Regions from separate parts of the Homo sapiens genome. Here region 2 is linked to region 1. A link is an interaction called in ENCODE POLR2A ChIA-PET data of the cell type or tissue named here. Cell type or tissue: Panc1. All regions are shown on one strand.

The links. ChIA-PET counts read pairs that join two places held together with the same protein. Peaks named below come from ENCODE experiments on the same cell type or tissue, not always from the same donor. Only the 100,000 strongest peaks of a DNase experiment are listed, where the experiment ranks them.
Region 2: POLR2A ChIA-PET joins it to region 1 with 20 read pairs; 2 of 35 experiments call an interaction of 5 or more read pairs at or near these places.

Annotation. Positions count from the first base shown.
Region 1 is chr5:142,384,020-142,392,019 of GRCh38, forward strand. The region is part of intron 3 of SPRY4-AS1 (SPRY4 antisense RNA 1); the gene reads left to right. Among named protein-coding and RNA genes, the nearest start is that of SPRY4-AS1, 63 kb to the left of the region's middle. RefSeq lists enhancers at 4,587-5,088, 7,971-8,000. In Panc1, no CTCF peak of the experiment used is centred here; no DNase peak of the experiment used is centred here; H3K27ac peaks cover 1,327 bases.
Region 2 is chr5:142,677,841-142,685,840 of GRCh38, forward strand. The region is part of intron 1 of FGF1 (fibroblast growth factor 1); the gene reads right to left. Among named protein-coding and RNA genes, the nearest start is that of FGF1, 4.2 kb to the right of the region's middle. RefSeq lists an enhancer at 6,724-7,593. In Panc1, no CTCF peak of the experiment used is centred here; a DNase peak (open chromatin) is centred at 3,241.

The sequences.
Region 1 (8,000 bases):
TACATAAAATATACATATACATGAAAACATACATATCAATATACATAAGTATATTATGGACTAATACAGGCAATTTGGAAAAAAAGAAAGTAGAAAGTAGGGGGAAAAAAGTTGCTAGTCGTTCTGCTAGCCAAGTAAAGCTGCTGGCTGCATTTGGGTGTGGTCGTGTGCAGGATAAGGGCACAGGCCCTGAATCAGGTGAGTCTGGGTTCAGATGCCTTCCTTCTTCCTTATTAGCTGTAGGCAACCATCGGGCAGCTTAATTATCCTCTGGGTGCTTCAGTTTTCTCATTGGTGAAGTAAGGATAAAAAAAAGTTCCTAATGTGTAGGCTTGCCTTGAAGATGAAATGAGGTAAGTATGGAAAGCAGTTAGCTGGCTGCTTCCTAAGTGTTAGTTCTGTTTAATCTTGTTCATTTCCTTTCAGTCCTTTTACTCTAAAGAGGGGTGTGTGTGTTTGGTTTGTTTTCACATAGTTGTGATCACATTGTCTATATAATTTTATTTACTGCTTGCTTAGCATAACATCTGTAGCCAAGCATTTTCCATGTTATTTTCAACTCCTCATAAACATGCATCTTAATAGTTGCATAATAATCCGATGGATGGATATATCATAGTTTAACCATTTCCTTATTGTTGGCCATAGGAATTGTTCCAGGTTTTCATTGTTACAGAAAACTCAAGGCATGACTGGGCATGGTGGCTCACGCCTGTAGTCCCAGCGCTTTGGGAGGCCAAGGCGGGTAGATCACTTGAGTAGATCAGGAGTTTGAGACCAGCCTGGTAAACATGGCAAAACCCTGCCCCGTCTCTACTAAAAATACAAAAATTAGCCAGGCCTGGTTGCAGGTGCCTGTAATCCCAGCTACACAGGAGGCTGAGACAGGAGAATCGCTTGGACCTGGGAAGCGGAGGTTGCAGTGAACCAAGATCAAGCCACTGCACTCCAGCCTGGGCGACAGAGTGAAACTCCATCTCAAAAAAAGAAAACTATAGGCATGAACACCTTTATGTGTCAGATATCACCAGCAAAACCAGCCCCACTTTTCCCAGCCTGTTAGAACAAGTTCCTTGAGAAAAATTCTTAGAAAGGATGTTACAAAGTCAAATTATATGAATATTTATCAAGATTTGTGACTTATCCTGCCAAATTCATTCCTGTAAAGTGAGTTCCCACTTCTATTTCCAAGACAGTGGATGAGACTGTGGCTGAGGGATGTGGATTTTGTTCTGCAGTGCTGCTGGTGAGGGCATGAGACCAGGGTTTTGATGGATTCATCCAGCAGCCATTGGGTGGGTGGCTGGGCAGAGTCGGCGTTAGGAGGCTCTCAGCGGTGACTTAACTATCTGCAAACCTGGCCCCATCCCCATGATGACTAGAGCTCCCATCCGTAGGAGAGGGAGGCCCTGTGGTCACAGTGTCACATTCCTTTTCAGTCCAGCATAAGCACTTTCACATTGTTTTTTCCCTCCGTGATTCAAATGACAAGAACTCTTCATCTTTAGGGATCACAGTATAAGACAGTGAATAAGTTCATGAGCCTTGGTGTTATCCTGCCTGGATTGGGATCTCAACTCTACTATTTATTAGCTGTGTGATTCTGGACCTCAGTTTCTCAATCTGAGACATGGTACTCACCTCCTAGGATTAAATTAAACAGGTATTTTATACACAACATAATAAGTGCTGAATGCTTCTTAGATCTTCTTATCTATCTCCCTCTTTCTAAATGAAAGCGCCTGGTTGAAAGAAACTAATTGAACCTCTGTATTCACCACTTTCCTCCTCTTGAAAATGCAACAAGGGAAGCTGTATAAAGAAACAATACTGGGCCAGGCGCGGTGGCTCACGCCTGTAATCCCAGCATTTTGGGAGGCCAAGGCGGGTGGATCACCTGAGGTCAGGAGTTCAAGACCAGCCTGACCAACATGGCAAAACCTCATCTCTACTAAAAATACAAAATTAGCCAGGGGTGGTGGCACATGCCTGTAATCCCAGCTACTGGGGAAGCTGAAGCAGGAGAATTGCTTGAACCCAGGAGGCAGAAGTTGCAGTGAGCCGAGATCGCGTCATCGCATTCCAGCCTGGGCAACAAAGAGCGAAACTCCATCTCAAAAAAAAAAAAAAAAGGAAAAAGAAACAATACCAGAAAGCCCATCTCTACATTGCTAGGCAACCTTTCCAAGGTGTGTACCCACCCTGAAACCATGGGGATGAAGGGAAGGAGGTTGGGAGGCTACAGTGGTGCATGACCAATCATCTCGGGACATGGTACTGTCAGTGCTAAGACTGGGACAGTCCCTGGCAAACCAGGAGTGTTAGTCACCCTGGCATGGTGAGAGTGGGTGAAGGATCTGGTAAAGTTGTCCAAGGGTGGGAGAACAAGACTCTGGAGCATTTGAGAAGGGTTTGCTTTTCCTTTAATTATTGTTTGGCAAATCCCCTTGAAGCTCATTTCACCTGCAACTTCTGGGAATGAATTGGCTGCCAAAAATAAGACCCACGTGGGGTGGGGGCAGGGGGGTAATTAAGTGCCTCCCAGGAAGCAGGGGCAAGGATACTTCAATATCTTCCAGATTCCTAGAGTGTGAATGATGTGAGCTTGCCTTGGGGTGAAGGCTGCTGGAGTCAGCTCTTTCCGATCCTGGCTAGTTTTCTGCTCCTAATAAAGGCTTCTTTCATGGCTGGGCAAGAGGAAGACTCAGATGGCCCTCCGTGGACAAGGGTTGGTTCCCGAATCTGTCCCAGGTAACTTCTTGTTCCTCTGGGTCTCTGTGTGTAATATCCCCAGAGACAGAGGCCAAGAGAGGGGAAAGTGACTACACTTACACTGCAGGCCAGCGGAGGGGGTGGTCAATAGCTGGTACTTCCTCTTCCAGCTCTTTTAAAGCATTTTAAAATTGGATTAGTGTTTCAACAAACACTTGAAGGTTTGCTTTCCTCGGAGAGGCCCGAAGGGCTGAGGAAGAGCCTTCATCTGTTTACTTTTTCTTTATGTGGAAATCTACTTGGGCTGTTTCTACAACTAGCTTGCCCCTCTCCCTTGGTGCCCCCTCCACCAGGTAAACCTCACCCCCTAACTTCCAGGCAGGTCTGCATTCACCCTCAGGGCCCTGGCCCACCATGGCTTTCTGGGTTGGCTGAATCCTCGTGCCCTCCAGGAGCACTTTGGAGCAGCAGGGCTCAGGCAGCTCTCTCTGACCTGTGCCAGCCTTGAAAGTTTTCCTGGAATGAAGAAGTGAGCTGACAGTGGACAGTCCTGTGTACTTCATCTGCTTCTTGCAGGGAAACCAACAGAAGCGGTCTCTTTCCTCCTGTGGGTAGAGAAAGCCAGGAAGATGGGGCAAAGCCTTGGGAAAACAGGTGGCTCTCAGCCCCACCAGAGCTCTTTGTCCTCATCCTTTTTATTTAAGCCCCTGCTTGGAGCCAGGCAGTGTGTGTGTGTGAGAGAGTTGTGCAAACAGATATGTGCATGGATGTATGTACAGAGGAAAAAAAGACTGGGGCAGGGCATTGTGGAGCTCTGAAAGGGAAGGAGGGCAGGCGGTCAAAGTAGACTTCTATGTTTTATTCTGTGTATTAGTATATTATATATGAACACATTTAAAGTACATATTGAATAATAAGAGAATTATCCTCTGAGATCCATGTGATCACTGTTAACTGAAGTACAGGGTCAAGCCTTGGAAGATTCAGGAATGACTTCCCAGAGGAGGTGGCGGGCAAACAGAGATCACAGGATAAGTGGAGGTAGCTGGATTCATTTTATAGACATTTGTTGAGTGTCTGTTGTGTGTCAGATACTATTTTTTTTTTTATTTTTTTTGAGATGGAGTCTCGCTCTGTCTCCCAGGCTGGAGTGCAGTGGCATGATCTTGGCTCACTGCAACTGCCGCCTCCCGGGTTCAACTGAGGCAGGAGTGCCTCAGCCTCCCGAGTAGCTGGAACTACAGGTGTGTACCACCACGCCCAGCTAATTTTTGTATTTTTAGTAGAGACGGGGTTTCACTGTACTGGTCAGACTGGTCTTGAACTGACCTTGTGATCTGCCTGCCTCGGCCTCCCAAAGTGCTGGGATTACAGGCGTGAGCCACTATGCCCAGCCCCAGATACTATTTTAGAAGCAAAGGATCTAGCAGAGAATAAACACATAAAGATCTTGCCATTGTGGAACTTACAGTCCAGTGGAGGGAGAAAGATGAACAAAAAGATCATATGATGTCAGGTGGTATTAAAGAAGAATTAACACTTATGGTAAGGAAGACTTTATTCAAGACTATTGCAACAGGAGTTGACTTTTTTTCTTTTTTTTTTCTTTGAGATGGAGTCTCTGTCACCCAGGCTGGAGTGCAGTGGTGCGATCTCGGCTCACTGCACCCTCTGCCTCCCAGGTTCAACCGATTCTCCTGCCTCAGCCTCCTGAGTTGCTGGGATTACAGGCACATACCACCACACCTGGCTAATTTTTGTATTTTTAGTAGAGATAGGGTTTCACCATGGTGGTCAGGCTGGTCTTGAACTCCTGACTGACCTCAGGTCATCCACCCTCCTCATCCTCCCAAAGTGCTGAGATTACAGGCATGAGCCATTGCACCCGGCCTAGGAGTTAACTTTTGCAATAGAGGAAGGAGGTTGAGTTCATCACTGAATCCAGCAAAGACCTAGTTGGGCATTTATAATCAGAGTGAGGGGGTCATTGGGTGGAAAATCACTAAGAGAAGACACGAAGGGTAGGGGAACTCTTGCTAAACCAACTCAACAGGATTCTGTGGAAGGCAGGCCAAGGACTTACACATTAAAAGTGGGGGATGAGGAACTTGGTCAGATATTGAGGGTGGGGGAATGACTCAGCTGAATTATTTGCTAAAGGCAGGCCACATGAAGAAGAGGATCTAGAGGAGCCTGTCTAAAGTTTGGTCAAGGAGAGAGTCTTTGTTGGTGCTGTGAAGCAAATGAAGCAGCTGTGGGATAGTGAGGCTACAGAGTGACAGGTTAGGCCCTTTTTTTGTTTTTGAGATGGGTGTCTTCTTCTGTTGCCTGAGCTGTGGTGCAATGGCTTGATCATAGCTCACTGCAGCCTCGAACTCCTGGGCCCAAGCAATCCTCCTGCTTCAGCCTCCTTACTAGCAGGGACAACAGGCACCTGTCATTGTGTTTGGCTCATAGGGGTGCTTTTTAAATTTAATTTAGTTTTATTTTTGAGGTGAAGTGTTCACTGTGTAGCGACACGATCTCGGCCCACTGCAATCTCCGTCTCCCAGGTTCAATCAATTCTCCTGCCTCAGCATTCTGAGTAGCTGGGATTACAGCCGTCCTCCACCACGCCTCACTAATTTTTGTATTTTTAATAGAGACAGGGTTTCACTATGTTGGCCAGGCTGGTCTTGAACTCCTGACCTCAAGTGATCCACCCGCCTTGGCCTCCCAAAGTGTTGGGATTACAGGCGTGAGCCACCGCACCCGGCCTGCAGTGCTTTTTAATACTCAGTGTTAGCAAGGTCTTTAGGGCTGAAATCTGGATCATGTGTCAGAGCCAGACTTTCAAATGGCCCCCCTAGAGGGTGTGTTCTGGGTAAAGGAAACAGCCTGTACAAAGGCCCTGAGGGGTGTGTTCAGTGTGTTTGAGCAACAGTGAGGAGGAGGGGGTTTGTAGGGGAAGAGTGATAGGAAATAAGGTTGAAGAGGGTGGGGTGAGAGTAGATCATGCAGGCCTTATAGGATGTGATAAAAAAGGATGAGAAAGAAAGCTGGGAGGAAGGATAATTTGGATTTAGGGTAAGGGACAGCGTTGCTCATCTACAGGACCACAAGGGGTTCTGTGCTGCAGGGGCATAAGAAGGAGCATGTGCCATGTGGGGAATGCAGGGAAGCAGGGCAGAGGGACGTAGGAGAGGAAGATTAAGAGCCAAGGGGGAGGGGCAGGCAGGCAGGTCCTTTTCCATCTTTTCAGTCAGGGTTTCTCAATCATTTTAATGAGAGCCTCAGCCCTTGCGTAAAAATCAAGCAATAAAGGGAGGAATGCCTCTCTGTTTAACTTGAAGGAGAGCTACAGAAGATGGAAAAGAGGGTTAGTTGAAATAAAGTTGGAGCTGATCTCGCTTGGCTGGCTGCCCTTTCTATAAATATCGCCCTCCCAGTCCTGGAAATGCAGCAGTTAGGGTCCTTGTGAGCTACTGAGGAACATCCTTCCTGTTCAAATGCCCAGGACTTGGCTGCCTGTGCACTTCCATATGCAAAGTGCCTAGAAGCTGGGGAGAGGGAGAGTGCAGGGTCAAAAGTGGGGAATTCTGAGCCCACTCCTTTTACCCCCTGGGGGTGGCCTCACTTCCTCTGGGGGCTCTGACAGCTCTCTGGCCTGTCTTCAGCTTAGAAATCTGCAAAAGTCATTGGCCAGGCTCAGGAGAACTAATCCTTTGTGCCAGAGGTATGGTGGTATGGTGGGGAGCTAGCTCCTCGCTGGTGCTGAGCCCTGCTGCCCCTGGGGTTTTACTGGGAGAGAGGGAGAGGGTGGAGGGGCTAGTGTAATTCGGCAATTTGTGAGTTAAAAAGCAGATGAGAACCCACAGAGTAACGAGACATTCTTCTCTTTGCATGCAAGATTCTGCTGAATGTTGGAAGAGGAAGGAATATTTTTCTTGCTTTTCAGACATGACATCCTGTGAGGGGAAGATTTGGAACAGATGGGGGCCAGGGGAGCCTCACTGTATTTGCTTGTTTCACCACCACCTCCTCCCTCCCACAACCAGAAATGTCTTTTTCTTCCCGCCTAGGGAAGTTAATGTAAAGGCAGGTAGGGGGGATGTCCTGTAGATTAGGAAAGTAAGTTATCAGGGGTCAGGGAAAAATAATCCATTAGGTTTCCAGAAAGAATCCACTTTTCATTGCAGTCTCCTTCTAGGTCCAAAGATAGACAACTAACTCAAAATTGTATCTTCGCTTTAATCACTGCTCTGGTGATATTTGCATTAATGAAAGAGAAAAGAAAGCATCCCCAACAGATGGAAAAGGCGGCTCTCTGACTAGTGAAAGGTAAGGAATTTTTCTGAAATCTTGGGTGCACAATGTGGGAAAAACAAAATTGGTAATGTCTCATGGGATCAGCGCAGGCATCTGCACAGTTTTCACTCCGACTTCTGTCTGTCAGATTGACTGCATTAGAGAAGACCGTAAATGTGGTGATGGAAGTGGGCTGTGACACACTTGACTGGCTGTAGCAGTGTTCCTGGTAGAGCCACATTCCCAGCACAGCTGTGGGTAGCTGGGCAGCTAGTATGATGTTAGTCCCCAAATCACAGCCGATTCTTTCTGCTGTCAAATATACAGCCCCTGAGCCCCCTTCCCCTGAACCTGGAAGGGGGTTCTGCTGGTGAAGTCAGATGGCCTTGTTAGCCAGGGTGGGCCAGTCTAACTGCCTGTTGCATCTTGTCTGTTCCCCAAAGACAGCTTGGCTTGATGTGATGTGAAAAGGATGGGGCAGAAGGAGAAGGGGACAGATTCTGTGCTTTCCTTCTGTCGTTCTTTTTTGGCTGGTGGGAGCCTGTGTTGTTTTTCTCTTCCTTCGTAGGAGGGGATTTTGAGTTCTGGGGTCTGGCTGAGGAGACACGTGCCAGAGTGTCTGGCCCTTTTGGGTCAGGCTGCCTGACTCTGGCACACAGTTCTGGAAGGATGTCCTGGAGAGCTGGTTTACTGAGGCAACAGCTGCAAGCTAACTAGGGAAAGAGAAGAGGAAAGTACTAGGTTGCTGTGTGCTCAGGATCCCCGGTTGAGATATGGAGAATTATGTCTGGGGAACAAAACCTAACAGGCTGTCCTCATCACATGAGATATGTTCCCAGGCTGGAGTGCAGTGGCGTGATCTTGGCTCACTGCAGCCTCTACTTCCTGGGCTCAGGAGATCCTCCCACCTCAGCCTCCCAAGTAACTGGGACTACAGGCACGTGGCACACCCCATGCTTGGTTCTTTCTTTCCTTTCTTTTCCTTCTTTTCCTCCCTTCCC
Region 2 (8,000 bases), 290 kb after region 1:
AGAGAATGGGTAATAGAAAGTTTTTTTAAAAATTGACAAGAAAATTACGAATTGAGGTAAGCGGCATGAAGGAAAAATAAGTCAGAGGGGAGAAACAGGGAAAACTTTTGGAGGAACTGACAAGAGAGGCAGGGCCTGAAGGATGGAAAGAGGCCTGCTACCTGAAGAACTGGGGGGAAAGCATCCCAGGCAGATGAAACAGCAGTTGCAAAGTCTGAGAGTCAGGAAAGGGCCTAGAACAGCAGAGGAGCAGACAGGAGGCCAGGGCTGGATGGGTTGGTGTGATGTCGGATGGGTAAGAGTCAGATGGATCTTACCCCCCAAGAGGCCTCCTGTCTACTTTCTCACCTTCCTGAAAATCACCACTCTCCCTTACAGTATGCTTCAGGAACTCATCATTGCTAAGCCAAATCCAGTCCCTCTGCTCAAACTGAAGAGAAGGGAATTATTTTTGTGGCAGACGGGGTATGTGGTAAAGGCATGGCATTCGGTTTTATATGCAGACTTTTTACATACGGATCATGCCAACAACAGCTGAGAAGCTCCCCAGTGATGGATGTGTTTGCCTCGGAATGGAGTCATTCAGGCACCTGCAAGGCTGCAAACACCAACCTGGGACTCTCCCTCACCCGCAGCACCCACCTTGCTGCTTCTTGGTGACATCATGAAAAAGGCAAATTGGGCTTCGGGTACTCTGCACTCCTCCTTTCAGCGCCCTCTGCCCCTTTCCAGGCTTGTCTCCACCCATTCTCTCCCCCAGTGCTCTCATGGGCTCTGCCTGGACTAATCTCTGCCATTCGCCACAGTCCCTGATGAATAAATCACCTTCTGAATGCACGCCTGCTCCTGCAACTTCAGGCAAAGTACAGGCAGGCAAAAGAGAGGCTAGATTTATAAGACCTTTCTGTGTCCTTCAAATGATGCCAAAGAAGGGGCTGCCTAGTCCACTGCAGTCTGAGCCTGGCCCGGCTGCCTAGCTTACTAATTAGCTGTACTGACAGGAGAGTCCCTATTCAGACCCTTCCCAGTGGAGCCATTGCAAATTCCTAGAGCATACTCTGTTGAGGAAGGACTATGGCTAAAACACTTTGAGGAGTGGCCTGGAACTTCACTCCCTAATGGCCAGGCACCCAACCTTGGGTGTGTGAGCTCAGAAAGCCTGACGTCTCTCTCCAGGGCTGACCCACTGCTAAAACTTGCCATCTGCCCTTCTAGCCCATCGTTCCCTTCGTTGAAATGAGAGACTGCCCTACATAGGATCACTTTCTCCCCTGGCTTTCTAGGGCTCACAGCTTAAGGAACTAAATCCTCAGTATGGCCGCACAGTCTGACCCCGCCTGCTTCTTGGGTTCTGGCTCTCCCCTTCATCCCTGCACTCAGCCACACTGGCCTTCCTCCCGCTCCTTGGTGATGCCAGGCTTCCTCACACCAGGCAACCTTTGTGCATGCTCCTCTCCCTGCCACCTGAAATATTCTGCCCTCACCAGTTGAAATCTGCTGATCCGTCAGACCTCAACCCAAGCCTCACCTCCTCATGGAAGCTTTCCAGGACCCCCTGTTGGGGTCAAGTTCCCCTGCCATGTGGTTTTTCAGGACCACTCGGTAGAATTGCTGCTTGATTGATGTCTATACCCCCATCTAGCCTCTAACTTTCATGAAGGTGGGGGCTCTTGTCCTCAGGCACTGCTGTAGCCCAGTGTCTCACATGCCCTCTGGCACACAGGAGGCATCCATGCTGAGCTGAATGAACCTGACATGGCCCTCAGTAGGCCCATCCCAATCCCCTCTCCCTTTCCTCTTTTCCTCCAGCCTCCCTTCTCTTATTTACATTTGCTTCCTTCCTCCCTCTTCACTCTTTCTGTTCATTCCTTCTTCCCTCTTGGGCCTTGGGCCTACTTGTTGCTCCCAATTTGCCAAACCTTTGCAGCATGTGTAGGCCTTCAACCAGATCACCCCAGAGCCATGGCCTAGCGGGGGAACCTAGGAATCTGGCTTTCTACGGGGTTAGTCTGTTATGGTTGCCATAACAAGCACCATAGGCTGGGTGGCTGAAACAACAGAAACAAGAAACTTATTCTCTTACAGTGTTGAAGGCTGGAAGTCCAAGATCAAGGTGTCAGCAGGGTTGGTTCCTTCTGAGGCTATGAAAGAAGGACTTGTTCCAAGCCTCTCTCCTTGGCTAGTAGATGGCCATCTTCTTCCTATGTCCACTCACTTTGTCTTCTCTCTATGCATGACACCAGTTATAGTGGAGTAGGACCCACCCTAATGATTTCATTGTAACTTGATTATCTCTGTAAAGACCCTATCTCCAAAATAAGGTTGCATTCTCGGGCAATAGGGGATAGGGGGTGAATTTCATCTTATGAATTTGGGGGTGGACACAACTCAACCCTAACACCTACCACCACATGTCCATTGCCACAACTGTCTTCGACTCATTGAATGAAATAAAAATAAGGAAACACCAGACACGTCTTCTGAAGAAAGGACACAGGAGTCTGGGAATGGGATGGGCATGACAGGAATGGCAACTGGAGAAAGACACCCCACTGAAGAATGAGAAAGGAGCGTGGTACTGACAGGAGCTAAAACTACTCTCATTGAATGGCCTAGCAGTTAGTTACACATCTAGGCTCTGGTAAGCTGCTAGTTCTGAGTTCAAATCCCCACTCAGTCACTTACTACCAGTGAGGTTTTTCCCTTGCTCATAAAATGTGGGTAAAATAGTAATACCTCACTTATGGGATTGTTGTGAAGATTAAATGAGAGACTAGCCCAAGCATAGGGCTTCACAGTGTACCCAGCACATAATAACTCAATATGTACCAAATGTGCTGTTATTGTTATCATAATAGGGGTGGTCTCACCAGGTATTTCAGGAAGAAGTGATGACAAAGAAGAGGGTAATTGCCATGACTGAGTCCACACAACTCTGTGTTCCCTCTCATAGTCACAACGAGAAAGGAAGCCGAGCAACAGCCAGACCTGATCTTCTTTAATTGTGCTCTGTGGACCAAAGGCAACAGAATTACCTAGGCCCCACCCAGAAAATGCAGAATCCTGGGTCCCTTATGAAGCCACCGAATCAAAATTGTGGGGAGCAACCAGGAACCTGATTTTTAAACAAGTTCCCCTGTGATTCTTATGCACATTAAAATTTGAAAACCCCTGGACAAAGCCACAGTTCCTGGAGGAGCAGAGATGAGTCATGTCCATGAGTAATACCCCATGTTGACACAGCCCTGGTGCAAGGTAGGCACGCCCCTCACACCTGTTCTCATCACCAACATTCCTTGGACAAGGTCAGGAGACGGTCTTGAGCAATTTGGTATAAAACAAATCTCTGTAAGTCACATTTTAAATATAATATTTAGAGGGATTGCATTGGCAAATCAAATTGTTTTCATTATTGTAAATTGTACTGTGCTCAGATACTTACCCAATCTTGACTTCAAATTTAGCTCAACATGACCTCTGGCCTTAGGCTTGAGGATTGTAAGGCCCCCTGGCCCAGCACGCTTGCTGTGCTTGGGGCTCTGTTGTTAGCACTCTGTTTATTTTGTTCTTGGGCACCGTCCACTACCTGGTCAGAAAAACCTTAGCCCCACTGTTCCCCAGTGCCTGTGTTCATGTCTTGCCCCAAAGACCCAATCCCAGAGGCTATGGGTCCTCAAGGTTGAGATTCTACCTATGGCCCAAGCTAAGGTCCTGCCATCTCTTAGCAGAATTTCCAAATCCTGGCCTACTTTCTAGGGTCTTCCAATATCATCTGGTGCTGAATTCCTATCACCAAGCTCCATGTGCCTCTCAGGACACCTCTCATAATCCCCCCAAACCATATACAGCCTATCAGTGAGGAGCACAGGCTCGCTGGACAGCCTAGGTATGAAGCTTGGCTCTGCCACTTGGTGGCTGTGTGACCTTAGCCAAACACCCCACCCAACAAGCCTCAATTCCTGCATCTATAACAGCCCCTACTATTATATGCAGCGTTGTCATGAGTATTGAGTGAGGTGATACACTTACAGCCAAGCACAGTGCTTGGGCACAGCAAGGGCTCAATAAATGTTGGGGACCGGTCCAAAAGCTGTTCCATGTCTGAGTGCGCGTACATGTGAACAAAGCTCCATGCCAAAGCAAATGTGTCTCCAAGCTACCCTAGCAGTGGCACCAGGGGTCACTTATAGAGTGTCACTTTGGGCTTTGGAACAAATGGACTTGTAAGCAGCCTTTTCTCCTCTATTTTTTTTTTTTTTTTTGAGACAGAGTTTCACTTTTGTCACCCAGGCTGGAGCGCAATGGCGCGATCTCGGCTCGCTGCAAACTCTGCCTCCCAGGTTCAAGTGATTCTCCTGCCTCAGCCTCCCAAGTAGATGGGATTACTGGTGTGTGCCATTATGCCAGGTAATTTTGTATTTTTAGTAGACATGGGGTTTCACCGTGTTGGCCAGGCTGGTCTTGAACTCCTGACCTCAGGTGATCCACCCGCCTTGGCCTCCCAAAGTGCTGGGATTACAGGCATGAGCCATCGCACCTGGCCAAAGCAGCCTTTTTAGAATTCACCTTTGAATAATAATAATAATAATAGCAAATACATGGTACTCACTATGAGCTAGACCCTGTGCTGATAAGGGCATTACTCATTTGATTCCTTCCATAACAAGGCTGGTACTTTATTACCCCCACTTTACAGATGAGGAAACCAAGGGCCAAAGTCACAGGACTAATAAGTGGCAGAATTTGGATCCCAGGCAGCCCAGCTACAGAATCTATGTACTTAGCTAATGTGTTATGCTCCCTCTCGTAAGTAGTATAATTTAATTATTAAAAAGGAAAGGGGAAAACAACGAAAAAGTTAAAGACAGAGAAATGTTTTAAGCAGTTAGCATTGGCACCAGGATTCTTGCAAGTGAACTCAAGAAGCTCACTTCTGGCTGGGTTTAAACCATGGTGTATTTAATAATCAAAATAATTGCTATTCCTTCCCTCCCCTTTTCTCTCCCTGTAGGCCACTGGCCCAGATGCTTGTTCTTGTTCCTGTACCTTGGACTCCTTTGCTTATCTTTCCGCTGAGTTGGACACGCTAGCCCAGGCCCATTCTCTGTTACCTGCCCACCCAATCAGTCCCCTTCCTTCTCTGTGGTTGTTTGGGCTGGATCCAGTCATATCTCAAGATGGGGACGCCTTGCTGGTACTTGAACATTTGTTGATTAGTGAACCCTTTCTTCAGAAAAAGTACTCTCACCCACATGTATAGATGTTAGATTTACCTAAAGCATGGTATGCCTGTGGCACAAACAACTTCAGATTATTTTTCCAGCAACCTAAATCAAGGGATACTGCATTAGCCATGCACTGCTTATTTAATGAGGTGGAAATGGGTGTGTCCACTCTGCACAATACCTAACCCCTGGGAGCTAGCATACAGGCTGACAGTGTCAGAGGCGTTCGAACCAGAGCAACTCCATCTTGAGTGAGGGCTGGGAAAATGAGGCTGGGACCTGCTGGGCTGCATTCCCAGAAAATTAGGCATTCCTAGACTCCAGATATTTATGGTTAAGGGAATAGATTGATAATGTTTACTACACAGACTCAGACTTGGGAGTCTCCAGGTAGCCCGATATTTTGAGAACAAATGCATTCCTAATTTTGCTTTAAAGATAATATGGATTCTTGCAAAATATAGTAATTAAGAAAATTAGGCCAGGTGCAGTGGCTCACACCTGTAATCCTAGCACTTTGGGAGGCCGGTTGGATCACCTGACATTGGGAGTTAGAGACCAGCCTTAGCAACATGGAGAAACCCCGTCTCTAATAAAAATACAAAATTAGCCGGGCATGGTGCCGCACACCTGTAATCCCAGCTACTTGGGAGGCTGAGGCAGGAGAATTGCTTGAACCCGGGAGGCGGAGGTTGCAGTGAGCCGAGATTGTGCCATTGCATTCCAGCCTGAGCAACAAGAGTGAAACTCTGTCTCAAAAAAAAAAAAAAAAAAAAAAGGAAAAGAAAATTAATCCTTTATCCTTTATCACAAACCCTTGTAGCAGAGCACATCTCCCCATGATCTTTTTAAAATCCTATATATACGAGCATGGTACCTAGGATGGATGTGTTCCTCCTCTTACTTTTGGGAACACCCTACTCTGTCAGTGGAGCAGCTGTGCTTTCACCACTTTACTTTCTTAATAAAAAGAAAGTGCTTTTGCTTTGCACTGCGGACTCGCCCTGACTTCTTTCTTGCTTGAGATCCAAGAACCCTCTCTTGGGGTCTGGATCTCTTTCCTGTAACAGCAGTCCCAAGATCCTAATAGTTTATGTGTAGTTCACAGAATGCATGTCACCTAAGTGAGTGGCTGCACTGTCCCAAGATGAGATGTCCCTTCAATGTAGATACGGCATATGGATGTCCGCCCACCATCTCCACTGAATGTTATCATCATGGCTGGTGCTACTCACCTGTAAAGTCAAACCACTTAACCAGATATGGCTTCCTTGATCCTTTGCAGAACTAGTCAAGTCATATGTAAACAGCAGATTTGAGAGAGAATTTAAAAGAAACTCATTGTGTTTTCTCTTAAAGTTTTGCATACTAAGTTTGCTTTGGATTACATACTTCATTTGCAAACCCATTTATTCACACTAACAAAGGCAGGGGCAACAGAAGAAAGTCTCTCTGAGTCCCTCTGCCAACAGCAAATTGTTGATCTTGCCTTCAGATCAACATCTCAAGAGGGGACTTTCCTCGGAAGCCCTCAAAGACCAACACAAAGAAAACAAAGGAAAAGGGAATTTGCGACTGTGAATCAGAGTCTCCACCAAAATCCTCAGTCATCCACACTGACAAACAGCTCCAGTAAACTGCTGGCCACCCTTCACTAGACATCACTTCCCAAAGCGAGGCCCACTCCTTTCAGCCCTGATGCCACTGCTGCTGGCTCACTGTTACACAGAGCTGGTGGAGGGGCAGCCTGGCTCGCCCTCAGCCGGGATGCTCAAGTCCTCCCACTGGGTCGGGGAGCTAACTCGTAAACAATCGCATCCCTGTAGAGAATGAAAGGAAAAGTGCCAGTCACCAGTGCAGAAAGGAGGGAGGCAAGCGGGGGTGGTGGGGTGGTGGGTGGATGTAACATAGCTAGAGAATAATGGAGTGTTTGAATTCTGCTGAGGCAGAGTGAGCCCTTGGGCCTCCCTTGGGTCTCTGAAAAGTGCGTACTTGATTAAATGCCTGAAATTTCCATCTCAGTATCTGGAGGGCTGCATTTCTGAAGTGCTCCTCTGCAGCAGCCTTGCATACCTTTGGCATGTAATTGTGATGTGGGTGTGGATAGTGTATGTGCCAGAGACTCTGTCCATTCTGACTCCTTCTTTCCTAGTGCCCATCGGAGGGGTACTGAAACGAGGATGTGATATTCCAAGATCAGAAAGGAAGGAAAGAAGTAATCCGAGTGACCATGGGGCCATGGGAATACCACCCTACCAAAACCCTGAGCTGACACACCCAGATAATCCTAAACTTCAGCCTGACTTCTATATCAAAAGGTTAATAAAATCTAAGCTGCCCACCATGTGGACAGCTTTTCCAAGGCAGCTGAATATCCAGGCTTCCCAAGAGAGAGCTAGTGTGACACAGCACGATAATGCTAGCCACACTCACCACAGCCAGACTCACCGCAGCTTTCTGCTTCTGCCGAACCTCAAGGGCTGCATCCAGCACTTTAGTAAATGAGAAATGCCTGCCCCCTCCAGCCCTGATTCAGGGCCAGTGTCAGGCGGGCACTGGAGGAATGGAGATAATGTGGCGGCATGGTGCATTCATATTTTTGCAGTCTCTAAACTAGAAGTACTATTTTTACATGTCTGTGACATCAGCATGCCCTTCCCCCAGAGCAGTCTGCACCATGGTTTAAACCCAGCCAAAGGTGAGCTTCTTGAGATTCACTTGCAGGAGTCCTGGTTCCAGTGCTATCTGCTTGAAACATTTTCTTTCTTCTCCAAG